Regions from separate parts of the Mus musculus genome. Here region 2 is linked to region 1. A link is a loop called in an ENCODE intact Hi-C map of the cell type or tissue named here. Cell type or tissue: heart. All regions are shown on one strand. Each heading gives the region's core, and the rest is flanking DNA. Links, peaks and the distances in the headings are about the cores only.

Region 1 (4,391 bases), core at 226-4,225:
AGATCCCAGCCAACCACAGCATCCCCCTGCTTCCCAGAAAGGCGGCTTTGCTGAGGACTGTGTGGGTCCTCCATGGGCTGTGAGGTTATCCACATCATCTACAGTCACAGCTGAGGTCATTCTACAGTGAAGCTTATCCTACCTCCTCCTTGACCCATGACCCTTCTTGACCTATGACCCTTTGATGCTCAGGAAGAGACCTCCTGGTCAGGTCCCAGCTTTTCCTGTCCCCTGCTCCTGGCGGGTGCTGGCCACTGAATGACTTCATGGGCATAAGACACTATCTTCTACATGTTATGCCTAAATCTCTTTCTTATGCACTGGTTTGGGGTCCATGCTTATAACCTCATTTTTACAGTCACCCCATAGAGCTCTATCCACATAAGGTCATATTCCAGAGGACTGGACACAGTGCTGATGGGCTAGCAGTCCTGGGTGGCAGCTTCTCACATGCCTGTTGGGAAACCAGGCTCAGTATCATAGGGCTTGTCTGAGCTGATGGCCTAGGGAGTATGTTGGCAGGATTTGAACCCAATCCACCTGCATTTCTTTCCCTGGTAACAGGCATGTTCTCAGCACCTTCTCACAGAGGGAAGATTTGTGTTGACCTCTGGTACCATGGATCTTATGCACATTTATTTTATACTGGACATGAAACATGCCCAGCTTCTGGGCTGTTGCTTGCTTCCAGTGGGATCAACAGAGCCAATTACCTGTATCAATAGCTCATGTCTTCCTAGTCTTCATGACTGTAGGACAGCCCTTGGCTCCCTCCTATAGAGGCAGCAGGGTTTGGAGATGAACCCACCCTCCCACAAGTCATCGAGGGAGGCAAACAGCCTCCTGTTGTTTTTCTTGTATGAGATGGAGACTGTGCTGGCTCAAGCTGAATTATTCCTCTGATCGAGGATCAATGTGATACGGTTTTAAAAATAAACAACTGTTTTCAAACAGTTTTACAGTCCACCCTTGAGACTTGAATCCCTGCCCCCCTGGATGTACTGAGGGGGAGGAACAAATCCCCAAATTGCTCTCATCAGAAGAACGTAGCCCTCAGGAGACAGAGACTTGCAGGTTCTAGCAAGCCTTTGTCACATATTAAAAGCCTGTCTTAGAGATAAGGGAGGATAGAGAGGAGAGACAGGGAGAGGAGAAGATAGGAGAGGAGGGATGGGGAAAGGAGAGGAGAGAGGAGGGTAGTGGATCGGAGGGGAGGGGAAGTGAAAAACAAGAGGATATGATGAAGAGGCAGGAGGAGACATTACACTGTAAGGATGCTGATACAGTGGTCCTGATGTGATAATGATGGTGATTGGAAGGACCTGATGAGGAGGATTGTGATGAAGCTGGTGGCAATAGAGATATGTCCAGGACAGTGATGGTTTTTGCTGCTATAACTGAGCTTCTAAAGGGAGCCACACATCAGTCCTCTCTGCCACCACCCTGCTAAGTAAAGGAAGTGCGTGGCAGTGGTCCCCCAACAGATCAGAGCTGGAGTGACTCAGCTCAGTACTTCCACATATCATTGTGTCTCTTGGAAGTAGAGAGGGACACTCACAGCCTAACTCTCAGGAGGCTCTTTGGTCCTCAGCTCACTGGTCAGCTTGTGGCATGGCCTTGTGTGCTCTCAGGTATGTAGGGACCAGAAGAATGGTGGGTGTCCTCCTCCATAATTTCCTTGAGAGAAGGTCTCTCTCTGAACCTGGCGTTTACCATTCCCCCTACGGTAGTGGCCAGCAGGCCCCCATTGCATTTATCTCTCTGACCCCAAACTATTGCTGGGATGGCAGGCATGTGGCCACTCCCAACATTTTATATGGACACCAGGGATTCAAACCTAGGTCTTCATGCAACTGCTTTTCCCCACTGAGCCTCCTTCCCCGACTGCCATGTGCCTCTTTCAGAGGTCTAACTCTTAACATCCATTTTATATTTATAGAATAACAGTGACAGCAGTGTAGAAAGTGGTCATGTGTCTATCCCAGTGTCTCAAAGTACTTGGTCCTGACTCCTGTGATTAACTGAAGCCTCAGTTAGATGCCCTGGCTTTGGCCAGAGTGCCTATCTTCATTTGTGGGCACTGCATTGTGGCCACTCTCTGTCTTCTAAAGCTTTACTAGGGCATGCCAGATTTTTGACTTTCTTTCTTGATGACTGACCCTTGATAACCTCGAGTGTGGGACCAGGGTGTCTTGCAGTGTCCCTCACTGAGGACTTGTTATGACTTAAATGCCATTGTCTTCAGGGTATTCCTCTGATGATGCTGACCTTGGTCCCTGGCCTGAGCAGGTGCCTGCCATGTTTCTCCATGATAAATGTGACTCCTTTGGGTACCACACTTCCTGTTAGGAAGTCCAGCTGCACAGTTCCTGTGTAGGTAATGCTCCCGCAGCGGGGGAAGGGTCTGTAGAGCCGATGTAAAGACAGGCCCATCTCTCCTCCCTCATTATTTACTCTTTCAATCAGCTGTTTACATGAGGGTGGGCTCATGAATATTTATCTCCTCCTCAGCTGTAATCCAATAATGCTTTATTTATTTTATTGTTTAAATCACCCTAGCGCTTGCTGTGGGGAGCTCTGTCAGCTGGCTCTTGGTCCCTGTGAACAGATGCCTGTCGTTATGAGCCTTATTCTGGCTTTGAGCACACTTCTGCATTTGCTGGCACCACACCGTTGCTCTGGGCTCACTGTGTCAACTGCCTGCCAAGTCCAGAATTGGCCATTCCTCTGAAGTGCTTCAGTCCCTGTTACTAAAAAATAGAGCTAGAACCCGAGATCCACATGTGAGATGACATGCTTAGTGTCACACTGCGTCAGAGTCAGGGCAACTTGCTCTCACAATGCTCTTAGCATCTCAACACCCCTGAGCCACCCAAAGCAAAAAGCAACAACAAAACAAAGGAATGAATAAGTAAATAAACAAACAAAACCCTTCCAGGTGCCTTGAGCATTACTGGACTGTGTAGAATGAGCTAGAGGGCTATGAAGGGGTAGGTCTCAGAAGCAGGAAGCCACTGTAGCTCAGAGCTTGCCTCACAGACGGTGCATCTGGCAGATCCCCCATGGACCTCATGTTTCTTGTTGAGGCCCGCATCTGTGATGCCCTGGCATCAACAGCTGTGGCTGATGAGCCAAAGGGTCCTAGGATGCGGTTCAGGTTTCTAAAGAGTATTCAAGAACAAAGTCTCCTTGCAACTTCTGCAGGAAAGTTACAGGTCAAAATACCCAGTCTGTGTGTGTGTGTGTGTGTGTGTGTGTGTGTGTGTGTGATGACTGCTATCCCAGCAGGGAGTGGGCTGGGATACAGGGAAGATGTAGTCCTCACTCCATCTTTCCTGTTGTGATGACATGATGTGAGCCAGGGTGCCAGCTGGCTCCAACAGGCTTTCTCGATCTCTGACAGCATTTGGGAGAAAGAGAAACTGTGTCCAAGAATCACCAAGAAGGGGCCACCTCATCACATCCATGTCATGACAGATGCTTCCACCCCCTCACCCCGAGGATCTGCTGCTCAAGAAGGGGCTACTACCACCAGCTTGGCATTGGGAGCTGCAGCCTTCAGCCTTCCCAGAGTAAAGAAACCCTTAGATCAGTGGTTCTCAACCTTCCTAATGCTGCAGCCCTTTAATACAGTTCCTCATGTTGTGGGATGCCCAACCATAATAACTTCATGGTTATTTTTGTTGCTACTTCAACATTGTAATTTTACCACTGTTATGACTGTAATATAAATATCTGATATGTCTCCCCTGTGAAAGAGTCCCCCAGAAAGGTCACAACCAACAGGTTGAGAACCACTGCTCTAGAGAATGTAGCAATGGCTGGGATCAGTCTAGAAGCTGACCCCCTGAGTCCTCTTACCTGTATTCAGTGCCTTCTTGGCCCCAGCCACTCACCCTGCATCTTGCTCCAACGTCCCCCTTCTGCCGGCTCGGCATTGCTCCTCAGATTCCAGCTCCTTTCCAAGGAGCTCTGTCTCCTCCACTATCGCTGTCGCATAGATGCTGAGCTCATCAGAGTCCCTGCTGCAGAGCCAATCCTCCTCAATGTCCCCCGAGCCCACCCTCTGCCACCAGGTATCAGGGAGGGGACCTTCACTGTACTTCACCACCCATCCACTCCCCAAGACCTGGCCTCGCTGGCCTGTTTGCCATTCTGGGAGGCTTCTGGTATGTGATGTACTGAGCTTAGGGAGGAGAATAGTGTGAAGCCGCCTCTGTGAAGAAATTGTAATCTGGGGCCAGCCCCACACTCCTGTCCTCTAGTGCTTCTGGTTGGGCTGGGGTAGCCGCAAAATAAGGGAGCAACACAGGGTCTGTACTTCTTGCCAGTGTCACCCAAGTCACGAGCACACAGTCCCTGTGCCCCAGTGTACACCACTGAAACATGTG
Region 2 (4,391 bases), core at 179-4,178, 46 kb after region 1:
AAATCTTGACCTTTGACTGCTAATATAGTTCTAGATCTTTTCATCATCAGAAACTACAGCAGGCATGGGAAAGGACTTTAATACTGGGAACCAGAGGCTTCTGTACATGGCAGATAGAACAGCTGGAGTGAAGGCCTAGATGGGCTGAGGTGATGGTCACATGGTGACTGTCACAGGCTGGAATGAAGGTCGTAGGGCAGAGGGTAAGAAGACTGGAAACTGCTGTCCATTTTCCCAGTTGTCCTCTCACCCTGTGCTGGTCCTGGGAAGGATGCTGGTGACACTCTTAGGCCCTGGGCCAACCCAGAGAATCTATGGGAGACCAGTGACCCTGCTCTTAGTTAGCTCTAGTACGTCATGATGGTAAGAGGATGGGGTGGCACCCTGGCCAGTTCTTCTCCATGTCACACTATCTCATTCCAAAACAGCTGAGAAAGCACATTTCAAATGACCCTCCCTGAAATAAGTCAAGCCACATCTGAATTCCAGCCCCAGGTGTGGGCATGTAGTCCCCAGATGTCCTCTCCCCAGACCAGCTTCCTACCGGCCTTACCCTGAGGCTCTCTCTCTCCACGGGGTATGATATAGAAACCTTAGTGGCTCAGACTGACCCCTGATCATCTTCTCAAACCAGTCATCCCGTCTCATGTCCAGATCTCTGCTAATGATACCACCACCTACAATCTGCCCATGCCAGCAGGTCGGAGTGTGTGTGGTCCATGTCACTCATTCCCTACCCAAGCGGCTGAACCCCAACTGCAAGGCATTGTTAGCACCCATCCACCCTCTCCAGTGTGCTGCTTGTGTCTGAATCTCATTTAGCTAACCCACCTGGCTCCCACAGGCCCCATCCTCTGGTGTACCTAAGGCTGCATCTCAGGTACACTGTGTCTCAGAGGTGGCCAAACAGATAACCACCCCTGCCACTCCAGAGATCTCACCGGAGGGTGCCAAGCCCCCATCTGCAAGTCTTGGGGCATAAGAAAAGGCATTGGGCTGGAGAAATCTCATTCCTCATGACTCACTCTGGTTCAGATGAAACTCGGGCAGGTTCTAATTTCAGATCTGGGGGCGGTGCCACTGTCTGCCTCTCCAGCAGTCAAAACCAAGCTTCCTGGATTCCCAGCTGGGTCTATCTGGCTGGCCAGGAACATGTGGGGGTGGAGGGCTCAGCAAACAGGTGATACTAGTCTTGAGGCTTAGGCTGGCAGAACCCCCAACACACGAGTGTGTAAGCATACATACACAATCATACATGTATACATAATAGAGAGACAGGAAGGAAGGTCCATGGGGCTGCCAGACAGGGCTCTGGCAAGCAAAGATGGCATTTACTTTCTTCTGTTTTCTGTAAGTGACTGAAGTCTGATGTGTGTTACTAGGGCAGGTTAGGAGTTTAACATTACCTTTTGGAAGAGATGGGCTGAAAGCTTCATGGCAGAAAGTGGACCACAGGGAAGTGACATCCAGCACCTGGTGGGCAGGGAAGCCACAGGAAGCCTTGGAGGGGAGCAGTCACAGGCATATCAAACTAGGAGGTTCAAACTAGTATCCCATGGACCACCGCAGACAGGAAGGAGACGGGACTAAATCTGGAGGCCAGATGAAGACATGTAGACCTCGAAGCAGTCAGTATTCCTGATATGACCAAGGGAACAAGGATGGAGCACAAGACCCACCCAGTGTGCCCCACCTCTGCCAGGAGCTGCCCCCAAGCCCTTCGTGTGTGGCTGCACTGACCTTTCTGTCTGCTGCAGCAGGGCAGCTGGAGCACTCATGGCCTGTGCTCCAGAACACAGAGGTCCTCTCTTGGTCTCTGCGGGCCTTGAGAACAGAGGTACCTTGGAGGAGGGGTTTGCTGCAAGAGGAGCTCAGGACACATGTGCACTGACAGTGACCAGGGTAGAGAAAGGTCAGAAATCCATCCCCAGTGTTTGGTGGCTTGTAGACTTCTGGAAGCCATATCTGGCCATCGGGGTAGGGAGAAAGGCCTTTGTAGAATCTTCTGCTGTATCAAGACCCCTGGTGCTTGCTAGTTGCCTTCCAGATGCAACCATGCCCTTGGCATTGGCATTGGCTTTAGTTGAGTGGTACAGGGGAACAAGAAGTCAGTGCAGCCATACACCAGGCCCTTGGCCTCTCTGGCCTCAGCATCGCCTTGGAGAAATGAAGGCAATCACAGTTCCTTGGTAGGTATGTTGTGTGTGCTCCTCAGTCCATTTCCTGCCCCATAGCTCTGACCCTGTGCTGGGCCCTGTAGCTTACTAGTCCTTCCTAGGGCTCAGGCCCAGCCATCAGTCAAATGAATGTGTCAGATATTTCTACAGCATGTTTCAACATGTTACCTCTGATTTCAGGAAGCCTAGCCTCACAGGCCCCCAGGACCTAGCTCAGGTACCATATGTCTCCCCCAAAATAGTAAGTAGTAAAAATACCCCCACTGAAAATAGAGTCTGCCTCTCAATTTGGAAGTGCAATCTGCCCGCCTCCGCCCACGAGCTGCTAATTGATTTGCTTTTTGCCCCAGGAACTCTCATCCTTGTCAGCACTTTCTTTTTTCCTTGGCTCACTCTCCCAGGTCTAAGGCTGAAAATAGACCTCAGTGAGCTTGCTGGGTTCTTGGCATTCACCTTAGGGTCACCTAGACAGAGGCCTGGACCCACCTCAGGGTATGGTGGCCGAAGCCCAGAGCTCTTAATCAGTAATGAAATCACAGCACTGACTCCGTGTTAGTTGGAGTTGTCTAGGCTGGGTTATGGCTAGAGCAGATAGACCCAGCTTTGCCAGGCTGTGGGGAGATGTCCCTAGAGAGCGTAAACAGCCACAAGGCTCTCGGTGCAGGCCATTCTGGATGCGGGCCAAGGACCTGCACTGACTCTGTACCAGGGAGGGTCTCCTGGAGAGAGAGCCTCTGTGCACAGGAAGCTGTTTGATAAGCAGGTGTAAGAAGAAGGCCCTGACCCTACCTACCCACAGGTTGACTGGTGTGGGTTCATCTGCAGGTAGGGCTTTGTTGTCTGGGAGTTTGCACTCAGAACGTATGAAGAGAGCTATTTCGGTTTGATATGTGGTCCCAAATCGTGGTGGAAGCTCAAGGCCAGTGTCTCAGTCACCAGAGGCTGAGTTGGGCTATCTCCGTCCTCCTCTGCATCCATCAGGGGCTGAGTCGGGCTATCTCCATCTTCCTCTGCATCCATGTAGGGAGCAGCACACACCCAGAAAGGCAAGATGCCTAATGGCTCAGTCTACCACAGAAACATAGTTGAGGTGGCTGATAGCAGCCTGGGGTGGAGAGGGGAGCTGGGCCAGAGACCCCGCTCTTAGAAACCCTGTCCATCACATCACTACCCTGGTTAGCCAATCAAATCTACCCATTCAAGGCATAGCTACCTGTGTGCCCCTCCTCAGCGAAGGCCCCCTTCCCGCTCTGGTTCAGCAACCATAGAAGAGTGAATAAGTGAACGAATGAACCTTTACTAATTCGTGCAACGGGAGCAGTGTGGAGGAGGAGGTGAATGGGACTCTCTGGCTGTTGGCCTCTAGGCTACTTGAATATTCATGAGAATGCTCTCCCAAAGAGAGAAACAAGCAGGATCCCATGGGAGTCCAGGTGGAGGTGGGGCCAACATCCCCTCATTCATACATACATTCTATTCCCAATGCACCCAGGATGGACCAATTGCCAAGCCCACCCACCCCTGAGCCCATGGTCACCAGAGGTACAAAATAGGAGTTGCTCAGAGTGTGAAGTTCAACCAGGAGGCCCAGAGCAAGCAGTTGCAGTGCCACGTGCATCATGGGAAAGAGCCTTAATGAGAAGCATGTGGGTTCTAGGCACAGAATTGGCCAAACCAATTGGCGTGCATCTCAGGCCTGGGGTGGAGAAAGGGATGTCAAGTGGACAGGTGAGCCAAACAGGATGTCTGGGTGGCTTGTGTCTTTTCTCTTTTTGTCCAGGAATCAACACACAGTTGGGACGATCTAAGAAAGGACAAAGGAACAGAAAGGTCCTGGGAGCTACAGCTGGGTGCTCTGAGCAAGACAGTTTATGAATTACAATGCAAAGTGTAAAATAAATATTCATGATCCCCTGGTGATAGAACTGAATGATTAAGTAAATAGCAGGGGGGGAGAGGCCTGTTCTGTGCAGAATTCCATCCCTACCTAGGCAGGATACGATCCCACTACAAAGAGGACAGCAGAGCAAGTCACAGCAGAGGGGCCTGAGGGTCACCCGCCAGCCAGGACACAGGCACCACAGTGTCCTGAAGACAGTGCCTCTCTCTGGGATCTTCTAGCAAATACCATTGCAGTGGTTTTTGCTAGCTCACAGGCTGATGTAGGAAACTCAGCATCTGAGCCTCCCAGGAGGGACACCGGCAGGAACCAAT

Evidence for each region. Peaks named below come from ENCODE experiments on the same cell type or tissue, not always from the same donor. Only the 100,000 strongest peaks of a DNase experiment are listed, where the experiment ranks them.
Region 2: it touches region 1 in a loop (2.2-fold over the local background); 5 of 42 quality-filtered maps call a loop at or near these places.

Annotation. Positions count from the first base shown.
Region 1 is chr5:36,128,866-36,133,256 of GRCm38, reverse strand. The region is part of intron 3 of Sorcs2 (sortilin-related VPS10 domain containing receptor 2); the gene reads left to right. Among named protein-coding and RNA genes, the nearest start is that of Gm52810, 15 kb to the left of the region's middle. In heart, for the core only: no CTCF peak of the experiment used is centred there; DNase peaks (open chromatin) are centred at 2,676 and 3,366; H3K27ac peaks cover 360 bases.
Region 2 is chr5:36,082,520-36,086,910 of GRCm38, reverse strand. All of the region lies in intron 3 of Sorcs2 (sortilin-related VPS10 domain containing receptor 2), which reads left to right. Gm52811 (a long non-coding RNA gene) reads right to left here and starts at 1,928. Exons shown (of 3, transcript XR_003955892.1): 1 at 1,741-1,928; 2 at 1,407-1,638. In heart, for the core only: no CTCF peak of the experiment used is centred there; DNase peaks (open chromatin) are centred at 1,045 and 2,640; H3K27ac peaks cover 2,257 bases.